Regions from separate parts of the Homo sapiens genome. Here region 1 is linked to region 2. The links are chromatin loops, found by intact Hi-C in ENCODE. Cell type or tissue: endothelial cell of umbilical vein. All regions are shown on one strand. Links, peaks and the distances in the headings refer to the core of each region. The heading gives the core; the rest is flanking DNA. Region 1 has its middle 320 kb from the start of DDX10. Region 2 has its middle 370 kb from the start of DDX10.

Region 1 (5,383 bases), core at 153-5,152, 52 kb after region 2:
TGTAATTATGTGTCAATTAAAAATACTGAAAATTAAAAAATTTAAAAAATCCTTCCTCCATATACACTGCAAGATTGTTTAATTTCCAGGATAATAACTCTGTTGGGATGTTGACAGAAATTACCTAAAGTTTGTACATAAATTTTTGAAGAAATTACTTTTGTACTAAATGTTTTCCTTTGGAAAAAGAAAGTCTTTCCAAATGTTTAGATATTGTTGTGTGTCCCTCAATAAGGTTGTATAGCTTTCCTCATTTAAGTCTGTGTCTTTCTTAATATATTCATTTAGTACTTAAAGTTATAAATGAGTTTTTTCCATTTCTGACTTCTTACTTACTAAAAAAGACAAGTTTTAGTATTTGTATATGAATCTTATTCCAGCTACCTTACAAAATTATTTTACTAACTTGAGTAGCCTTTTTTAATATCTAAAAGTAGAGTCTTGGGGACTTTGAAAGGTTAAAAAAAATGCATACTTCTTTTCTTGACTTATTTCATTCACTACCACTCCAACACAATGTTGTATAATGATGATGAGAATATTCCTTTTCAGTGCCTGATTTTGACAGAAATAGATGTAGTGTTTTGTCACTTAAGGTAATACTTGCTGGTAGGTATCATGACTGATCTTTATTATATTTAGGTTGTTTACTTCTATTCCTGTATTACTTAACTGTCTTTTATAAGAATTTTATAAAATGCCTTTCCAAAATCTACTAATGTAATTTTGTAATTTTTCTGTTTCAGTTAGCTCTTTTAATCTCTTTCCATTTGTTCGTTAGAGTTATACTGATACAGATATTTATATCCATCTTTTCTTGCATTTCTAAAATAAATCTTATTAGATCACAGTACAGTATTCTTTTAAAACTCCACTAGATTCTATCTGCTGTTTATTTTATTTTTTGCATCAGTACTCTTAAGTTAGATTGATTTATAGTTTTTAAATTTTCAATTATACTTTATTAGAGCTGAGTATTAAAATAAGATGGACTCTATTATAAAGTGAATTAACATCTTCTTCATTTTTTCACGATATAGAAAAGTTTATTTAACATTGCAACTATCTTTCTTTAACTATTAGATAAATCTGAGTTAAGAACCTGTTTAGTTTTGCGGCCTATTTTCATTGGAAATTCTTTCTCCAAGTCTTGGTCTCCTCTCTGCTCCTACACTTCCAGCTCCAGGGATGCAGACTGCTTACTGGTTCAGGATCTACAGAGAGCAAGGTTCTTTGCTCAATACTGTTTCCTCTCCACTTCATTTTCTTCCCAGTCTAGTTCATTTGCTATTTGTTTTGAGTCTTTTTCAAGTATTTTGCTGAGATAGTGAATGGGAGTGAAATATACGCTAGAGGATTGCATGTCTTCAAATCATGGTAGTTTGTTTGTTTGGTTTTTTCATTTGTTTGTTTTTGTTTTTTTGGGTTTTTTTTTTTTTTTTTTTTTTTTGGCCTTGATGGGGGAATATCTTGGCTGGACATTGGATTCTTAGGTTGTGTAGTTGCTATAGTTTTCACTCCAGTATCTTCTAGCTTCCAGATGAGAAGTCTGATGCTAATCTTCCTCTTATTCCCTTATAAGTAATCTGTTCTTCCTGTCTAAAAACTTACAGGATTTTCTTGTGGTATTTAGAGTTCAGGAATTTTTAGTAGAGTATGTTGGGTCTCACTTTTTTCATCAACCTGACCTGGAACTTGGCTAGACCCTTCCATATATAGACTCAAGTCTTTTCAGAAATTTTTCTTATATATTTAATTATTGCCTCTTCTTTAACTGTTCCTTTGTATCCTATTGTAAATCCTATTCATTCCAAGTTGTCCCCTGGTTCCATTCTCCCAGTCTCTCTCTCATTTTTTCTCATGATTTTATCTGCTTTTTTCTCATGATTTCCATCGGATTTTGCTCTGTGCTTTGATCCTCTAAGCCACCAACATGGGTGGCCCTCAACAGTGACCATTAACTCCTTCAGTTACATCTACTAAATTGGTGACGACTTTTCTTTCCTTTAGAAAGTCCTTTTGAAATGCACTTAAATTTCTTTAGGTTTTCTTATTGCTTTTTTACTCATTTCCTCCAACAGCTCTGTTTTGCTGAGATTGTGTTCTGTTGGTTGTGACTCATCTTTCTCCAGCTGGTAGGATCTTTCAGATGCATGTTCTTTTTCTCTGTTGGCTCAGTGGGATCAGGTCTGGTTGATGGCAAACAGGACAGAGTCTCTTTCTCCAAGGGCTGGTAATACAAAAGCAGGCAGGTTGCAGGTCCTGCCAAGGCTGCAGGAGGAAAGTGCCCGGCACCCCAGGACCCTCAAAGAGAGAGGCTGCTGGACCAGTGCTCAGCTCTTTATTGGCCTCTTAGGCACCAGGGGAACCAGAAGTGTCCACAAGAATGATGTCATCCTTCTTCCTGGGGTACTGAGATTTCTCTGGGCCAAGCCATTTGCAGGATCAACTGCTTGCCAATTTCCATAGAACTCCAATGGTTGTCCCCACACTCTTACTAAATCTGTGTCTAGTTCTGATGTAAAATTCCTGTCTAAATTCTACAGAGCCTCTAGCCCCACCTGGTCCCAGCACTCACAGCTCCAGCTGCCAGTTAGTCTCAGAGATGCAGATAAATTGGAATTGGGAGTGTGATGAAATTAACGCACTCCAGAGTTAATAAAACACACACACACACACAAAAAGAAAAAAAAATATTCTGCATGTCTCTCCTCCCCCACTCAGCCTATTTCTAACAAGAAAATCACATGGGTGCCTGGCACACAGGCCTGCTAGAAAAAAAAAAAAAAAAAAGGAGCAATCCAATTTAAGAAACACTTTAAATGATATTTTTCTTCATTTCTGCAAGGCCTGTCCTGGTTCTATGAAGGCCCACAGCATGTGGGTCAGTTCTTACGTTCGCCACTGTGTTAATTAAAAACAGGAAACTGGGCTGAGAAGGTAGATCAGAGGGGAGGAGTTCTTTCCTTCCAGCTCTCACTTGGTCTTCATTTAATTCAGCTACAATGCCAAGAAAACTAAATATTACAAAGTAATAATCCTTGTGTGAGCACTAAGTTAGGAAATGAAGAAAAATATCACTGGCTCATGCCCTAATAAAGCCAAGCTATTGAAAAGGCTGAGAATTTATGGCAAATTCCCCTCTGAGGTGCTTAATGACCATTCTGCTTCTCCGTTTCCTTTTAACCAATGCTTGAAGTATGTTTGTGCAGCCTGCAGCTGCCCTGGAATCTCAGCCTACCTCATTTTGCATCTGGCCCTTTGAAAAACTGCAGGCTCCAGAAGTCTTTGGGAAGCATCAGTGGGCTCCAAAGAACAAATGTAAGTGGCACAGGTCCGTCTGGGCCCAGAGTGAGGAGAAAGCTCTGGACCAGGAGTCTGCCTAGGTCTCCTCACCTGTAGGGTGGAGGACAAAACTCCTGCCTTCCAGGACTCTTGGAAGGTTAAAGGAAAATGCTTCATAAACAGCCATGCAAAAGCAAAGTGATGGAAGCTGTTATCATCACATCCTCATCCCAAAGGCTGTTATGGGTCTTGCTTTCCAGGCCCATGCTTCTGCTCCATTCAAGCCTGACAAGTTTCAGAAAACACATTGCTTCACACCTCTATTTTTACAATCCCCATTAGCAACAAGAGGCATCAGAGTGATTAAGCCAGTGCTACTATTAACAGTCTCTCATTGATTTATGACAATGCAAACAGAAGCATCATATGGGTATAGTTTCACTGGATACATTAACTGTGCAATAAAAGATGTTATTTATCATTAATAAACTTAAATCAATCCTGACTCTGATAAAAAGATAAGAATAAAAGATCTTAGTGGGTTCAAGTGTCTAGGAGGAAAGCATCATTCTGTGTTTTGCTTTTGTTCTCTGCTTTTGTCTTTCCTAACAAGGATCTTCTTCTCTCTAGTTCTTTTGGCAGGGAAATAACAACATTTTTCTTCACTAGAGCGCTCAGCAATTGTAGGATGTGTTTGCCTTGACTTACTGCCCTCCCACTCATAACAGAGGAAGGCATCTTTTCTCCAAAGGGCAAAAAGCAACTGAGAAATTCTGGAAGCATCACTAATCCCACAAACTGGCAACCCAGGGTAGTGGCTCAGAGACAGGCTTCCTTTTAGAGTCAGAAATATTTCAGTTCTAACTACATTCCTCCACTTGATCACCTGAACTAGTCATTCAAAGATTTCTTCAGCCTCTTTTAGTTTCCATTTTCTTGGCTTTGGAACATGAAGATGCTCTATAACTTATCAGTGAGGATAACATTAAGTAAGATAATTATTTAAAAAGAACCTATCCCAATAGCAAGTATGCAGTAATTTAATATTAGTTTTTGTTAATAAACACCATTTACTTCTACCCTAAAATGCCCATGTATTCTTCAAAGAAAATAAAATGCTGATGCATCCAAAGCTAGGGTTATAAATCTGGAGACTGTGGCTCGGATGAGTGATTCCCAAACCTGCCTGCTCATCGGAATTTTCTGACGAACTTAAATTGCAGAGGCCACATCCCCAGTGAATCAGAACCCCCTGGGAGAGGGTGTCATGGCAAGAAACTGTGTCTATTAAAAGCTTCCCAGGTGATCTTGATGAGCAGTTGTGTATGGGAACCAGTGGCTGAGACAATCAAGGCTCGAGAAAAATTAGTCCCGTTACATAAAAAGCAAAAGCTAAAAAAAAAAAAATTGCCTCTCAATTTCATTTCCAAATATGTCTCTAAGTTGCCTTTTAAGAAACTATTTTGGAGAATGCCTTGTATGTGTGATTAAATGTGATAAATATAAATATGTAAAGAAACAATATTCACAGAAGAAAAACACTCATGGCAGCCAGCAAAGGTACACGTTGCCATAAATGAGCTTCATGAAACACAGACACATTGTGTGATGAAAAACATGAACCAATCCATCTTTTAGCTTTTATGTTACAATTGGTTAAAATTCAGTAAAGGGTCCTGAGGGCCACTGCAAACTCTTCCCTGATAATGTGGTCCAGAAAAGCCTACAGGAAGTTGTGTAACATCTCAAGAAAGGGTGGTATATGGGAAGCACACATGGATGCCAGCTTCCTTTATATTTGCCCTTAAGGCTGGTCCTTTCCTGTGTATGCTGCCTACCCAGTGGCCCAAGGCAAAAACCTGGCAACACCCATGACTCCCCCTTTCCCCCCAACCTGCCTTACCTGCACAGTGACCAATGTATCCTCTCTATTTCACCTTCTAATCATCTTTCCTCTTGTGCCCCTCTACTGGACCATCACTGGCCCCAAAGAGGCTGTCATTTTCCCATCCTAGCCATTCCAGTGCCCTTGAAAGACAGGAATCTGAATCTGCTTGGGACCAAGGTCCTAACAAAAATGCACTCAGGAACTCATGGA
Region 2 (5,383 bases), core at 200-5,199:
AATTTTTGTATTTTTAGTAAAGCCGGGATTTCACCATGTTGGCCAGGCCTGTCTCAAACTCCTGACCTCAAGTGATCCACCTTCCTTGGCCTCCCAAAGTGCTGGGTTTACAGGTGTGAGCCACCACCTGGCCTGCATTATCACTTTCTAGCAACTTCCCTCTGACCCTTTGAGGCCCAAGCCCAATTCAGCCTCTTCCATGAGGTCATCCCCAACTAGACTCCCTCCTGTGGCCACCCCTAGCTCTTACAACCGTCAGTGCTCACTGTTGACCCTGAGCGATGTGTTCACACACATTCTTCCGATCTCCCAAGCCAGACAGCAAGCCTGCAACACTAAGCTCACTGCCCAACACACAGCACATCTATGGTGACTGATTAATGTCAGATTGGATGTTTCTCATTTTCAAAAAACTGAATGAAAAAAATTTATATTCTTGGTTTAGCACTTCCCATGTATATCCTTGAAGCTTGCCATTTCTCCTTTTCAGCTAATAACGTTATGGTCACTGTGAGGTGGGAAACAGTGTAAAAGGAATAAAGAAAAGTTGCCTGAGAACTTTTAAGGATCAAGTCTTTGGTCTTCGCTCTCTTTCCATTCATTCATTCATTCATTCTACAAACATTATTGGCCATGTAATATGTGCCCTTGAAATGGGCACTAGAAACACAAAAATGAACAAGATGGGATTTTACCTCCAAGAAGATCTCATTCTGGTTGGAGAAAGACATAAGAAAACAATTATTACATTAAACAGCAAGGAGGACTCTGTCAGAAGACTGGAGCATGGGGAAGGAAGGTCAAAGCCAAGCCATGGGAAAATGACTCTATTCTTCTGTGCCTTAGTTATCTCACACAGCAAGAGAGAAATAACTGTTCTACCTTTGCGAGGCTTAATGCAATCAAAGGAAGGAAAACATTGGATGTGTAAGGTATCGTTATGGAAACTCACTTTTGTTCTTCCACTGGTCTTGACAGCCTTCATTAATCTTCTCACCCTTGTTTACCCAAAAAAAAAGTGACTCACAGTTACATAACAATTACCCAAAAAATAGTGACTCACCTTACATAACAATTAGTGATAAAGTTAATTAGAATCCAGATTTCTTAACTCTTATTTTTCAGCAATTGCTCACTGTTTAACACGAAAGATCACTTCAAGTAAGAGATAAATGGAAGCAAAAGCTCATTGGGAATAGACTAAAAACACATACATATGAAGGTCATCCATTTCTTTTTGGATATTGAATTTGGGATAAGATCACCTTGAGTCTGGAGCATGGGAGACTGGTCAGCAGTGGTGGCCCCAGCCATGGCAGGTGGCTTCTTACAGGACTATGAGTCCCATGGAGGATGTGGCAGGAGAGTTGGCAGGTGGAGAAGGATGAATCCTGACTCCTCTGTCTTTCTCTACATCAAGATAGTGGAGCATGCATGCTTTACACAATGTGTTTTGTCATTTATTCCTTACAACAACCCAGTGAAGTATGTTCCATTATTATCCTCATTTTACAGAGAAGGGAACTAACGGCATTTTTTTTTTTGGAAACAGAGACTTGCTCTGTAGCCTAGGTTGGAGTACAGTGTCGCTCAGCTCACTGCAACCTCTGCATCCCAGTTTCAAACCAGGTTCAAGCAATTCTCGCACCTCAGCCTCCTGAGTAGCTGGGATTTCAGGCATGCACCACCACGCCTGGCTAATTTTTTTTGTATTTTTAGTACAGATGGGGTTTTGCCATGTTGGCCAGGCTAGTTACTAACTCCTGGCCTCAAGTGATCTGCCTGCCATGGCCTCCAAAAGTGCTGGAATTACAGGTGTGAGCCACCGCGCCCAGCCTCTAACAACATCTTGATTAGAGAAAATCTTGTGCTAACTAACATGGTCATTGTTTTAATCAACCTTCCCGCAAAAAGGGAGGGCAGGAGGGAATTATTCAGAGCAAAATTTCCACTGATTTTCTCCTCAAAATGTGGAATAAGAAGAAAACCCAGAGAAGAATGCCCAAAGCAGATGTAGTGGAAGCTTCCCCACCAAACATCCTTGGCAACCAGTACCTCAGAGAGCAATCCAGCAATAATGGCAATTACCCAGCATCACAGCAGACACGTCAGGAGAACAGAAGCACAGGCCTGCCTCCCACTGCTCACAACTGGCTCAGGGGAAAAAGGAAAAACATGGGGCTTTGGGGTGCCAATTATGCATTGTTGAACACTGAAAACTAACAATGGCATTCACTCAAAAATCCAAAAGGCCCGTGAGTCATTTCTGACAAGCATAACAAGTCCTAGCTAAATACTTTAAGAAACCTTCTGATTTAAAACAAAATTATCATTTAAATCAAACTTGGGTACTGTTAATTGTTCTGTGACTCACTCAAAGAGTGCTTTGTGTGAATTTTACTTTACTTATTTTCCCCTTCAATAAGCTAAGAACCTTGATTCTATCAGTTGGAGCTTGTCAGAGAGAGGGGCTTGATGGGGAAGGAAAATTATGAATAATGGAGTAGTCAGAAAGGAGATACCTCAGTCCTAATCCTCCTTTTTAGGGAGGAAAACTGAAGATTCAACAAAGCCACCAGGTGAATGGTCTGACCTGTCTTTTGTGTAATAAAAATAAGCTATGAAGCATTTCCCACTGGAACTATTGAGAGATACATCAATTACCATTCTTGTGGGCAGCAGGCTAATCCTTCCAACTTGGATCATACTGAATAGGTCATGTGTCCACGGTAACCCTGTCTTCTTGTCAAACCATCTATGTTGATACATGTAGCTGTGTAGGGTCCCCCTCATCTGCCTTACACCCTGGAAGAAACAGAGGCCTCTGACCTCACTCTTTCCTAAAGAGCAGCTCTTTCAATCAACAGACTTTCACTGGAACACCTACCTTGCACCAACTATTCTGAATTCAGAGTCCATCTCTTCTCTCTGGGAATGTACAGGCTACCGAGACAGAACCATGGAAACAAAACTGGAATGAAATATGATTACTGTAATAGAGGTAAGTACATGGAACCACAGGAAATAAAGAAAAAAAAAGGTAATACCAAACAACTTGTAAGAACTGGGGACAGAAAGAGGGTCAGGGAAGAGTTATCAAATGAGTGACATTTGAACTAGGCAGTAAAGGGTAAGTAAGAGTTTTCCATATACTTATGTTTCCTGCTCATCTGTAAGATCTCTGTGGTAGGATCAGGTTTTGTTCAGAGCTGTATTTCTAGGCTGAGCACAGTGGCCCAAGCTTCTAATCCTAGCACTTTGGGAAGCTGAGGCAGGAGAATTGTTTAAGGCCAAGAGTTCAAGACCAACCTGGCCAACATAGCAAAACACTATCTCTATTTTTATTTATTTATTTATTTATTTATTTATTTATTTACTTATTTGAGACAGAGTTTCACTCTTGTTGCCAGGCTGGAGTGCAGTGGCACAATCTCATCTCACTGCATCCTCCACCTCTAGAGTTCAAGCTATTCTCCTGCCTCAGCCTCCCAAGTAGCTGGGATTACAGGCATCTGCCACCAAGCTGGCTAATTTTTTGTATTTTTACTAGAGACAGGGTTTCACCATGTTGGCCAGGCTGGTCCTGAACGCCTCACCACAGGTGATACACCCGCCTTGGCCTCCCAAAGTGCTGGGATTACAAGGCATGAGCCACCACGCCTGGCCTCCCCATCTCTGTTTGTTTGTTTGTTTGTTTGTTTATTCATTTATTTTAAGCTGTATTACTAGCAACTAGGACTTTTCTTGAGACAGGCAGGAAGGAGAGAAGGAGGGAAGGAGGGAGGGAAGGAGGGAGGGAAAGAGGGAGGGAAGGAAGGAAGGAGGGAGGGAGGTAGGGAAGAAGGGAAAGATTTTCATTTCACAGGCATGGAAAAGGGGTATAGCAGACATCCTTTGACTTGCCCCACCCCTGTTCTCTGGAATCTGCCTGTCTTGCCCATAGGCATTGTATTAACAATATGTTTCATCTCTTCTGCTTGAACCTGGCCCCTGAACATGGTTGACCAGTCCAGAAACGGGCTGTCGACATGAAGTAAACCAGAGTGCCTTGAGAATTTGACATTAGAACCCAAAAAAGAGGCTTAGCCTCTGGATAATTGAATCTATAGCTGATAAACCCGGGAGCTGTGGGGAGTCCATGTCTTCTACCATGTGAGCAGGGAGCAAAGAAGCCAATTTACAAAGAGCAAAGAATGAAGTGGATGTGCAGAGATGAGAACCAAGGAGAAATGAGAGATAGGAAATACAAACTAATCTCTCCTGCCTCCCAGATCCTTGTTCCTGATACATTCCTGTTTTTAGGTTATTTATGAGTCTCCTCATTTTCTTAGTAAATTTTCTCTTTTTTATGTAAGCCAGCTTTACTTGTTTTCTGATATTTGGAACCAAAAGCATTTTATCCGTTGACAGTGAAGTTTGGGGTAGAGAGGATTCTAGGCAGAGGCTTAACATGAACAAATGCCCTGAGGTCTGAAAGGGCTTGGTTGTTTGAAGAATAGGGAGGAATTTGGTTCTCCATTAACCAAAACAAAGGAATAGGGTCCTGGGATGCCAGAAAATCCCAAATAAAAAGGCACAAGTCATGCTAGAAACATCCACCTTTCTCTGAAAATTCCTACATTTGGAATGTGCTTAGGAATCATAGTCAAAAAGTCTGAGAAGGGTGTTCAAGTTCTATCAGCAAATGAGTACAAATAAAAATCTTACAAGGGCCTGCACTGCATAGGCTTCGGAGACTAATGAAGTTCTAAAATTTGGAAAGGGTCAGCAGGATCAGAGAATAGATATCAGACCTGAGGAGAGACTCATACACTTAAAATAGGACAAAGTTTGCTCACTTACAGAGAGATGCAATGATCACAGGCCCATGAATACTTGAAGTCTACCTGTGTGAGACATTCCATACTATCTGACCATAGGATCACAAAGTCCCTGTGAATACTAATTAGAATTTACCTATATGCACTCTCCATTCTCCACACAAATGTTAATTTTCCATCATGCTCTTCTGTACCTCCTGAATCATGTTGGAAGTCATTACAATAGCTCCTGATACATTTTCAGCCTTTCATCTGCTGTTAGGCAGAATCCCATGCACCAAGGTATAGGAAAATAAGTATCCTAATGTCCTTCTACCCATTCATATTATAGAAACACAGTGTGGGCCAAGGACTACCAAAGGACTTCCAGAAACCCCAACTTAGCATATCACATATTAAACAGATATGTAGGGTAGAGCTTATTAGCATTACAAATGGCATTGCAACATGAGTTTTCTCTTTCAAAAGATTGGTTTTCAAGGTTACTTTAACTTGCCTGCTTCTCCAGTGCAATTAAAATATCATGTGATTTTTTTCCAAACAGCATTTACGCACACTCTCCC

The links. A loop is a pair of places that touch in the nucleus more often than their neighbours do. Peaks named below come from ENCODE experiments on the same cell type or tissue, not always from the same donor. Only the 100,000 strongest peaks of a DNase experiment are listed, where the experiment ranks them.
Region 1: it touches region 2 in a loop (4-fold over the local background); 1 of 110 quality-filtered maps calls a loop at or near these places.

The regions. Positions count from the first base shown.
Region 1 is chr11:108,982,947-108,988,329 of GRCh38, reverse strand. No RefSeq gene overlaps it. Among named protein-coding and RNA genes, the nearest start is that of DDX10, 320 kb to the right of the region's middle. In endothelial cell of umbilical vein, for the core only: no CTCF peak of the experiment used is centred there; DNase peaks (open chromatin) are centred at 2,129 and 3,029; H3K27ac peaks cover 1,637 bases.
Region 2 is chr11:109,035,361-109,040,743 of GRCh38, reverse strand. No RefSeq gene overlaps it. Among named protein-coding and RNA genes, the nearest start is that of DDX10, 370 kb to the right of the region's middle. In endothelial cell of umbilical vein, for the core only: no CTCF peak of the experiment used is centred there; a DNase peak (open chromatin) is centred at 2,183; H3K27ac peaks cover 1,230 bases.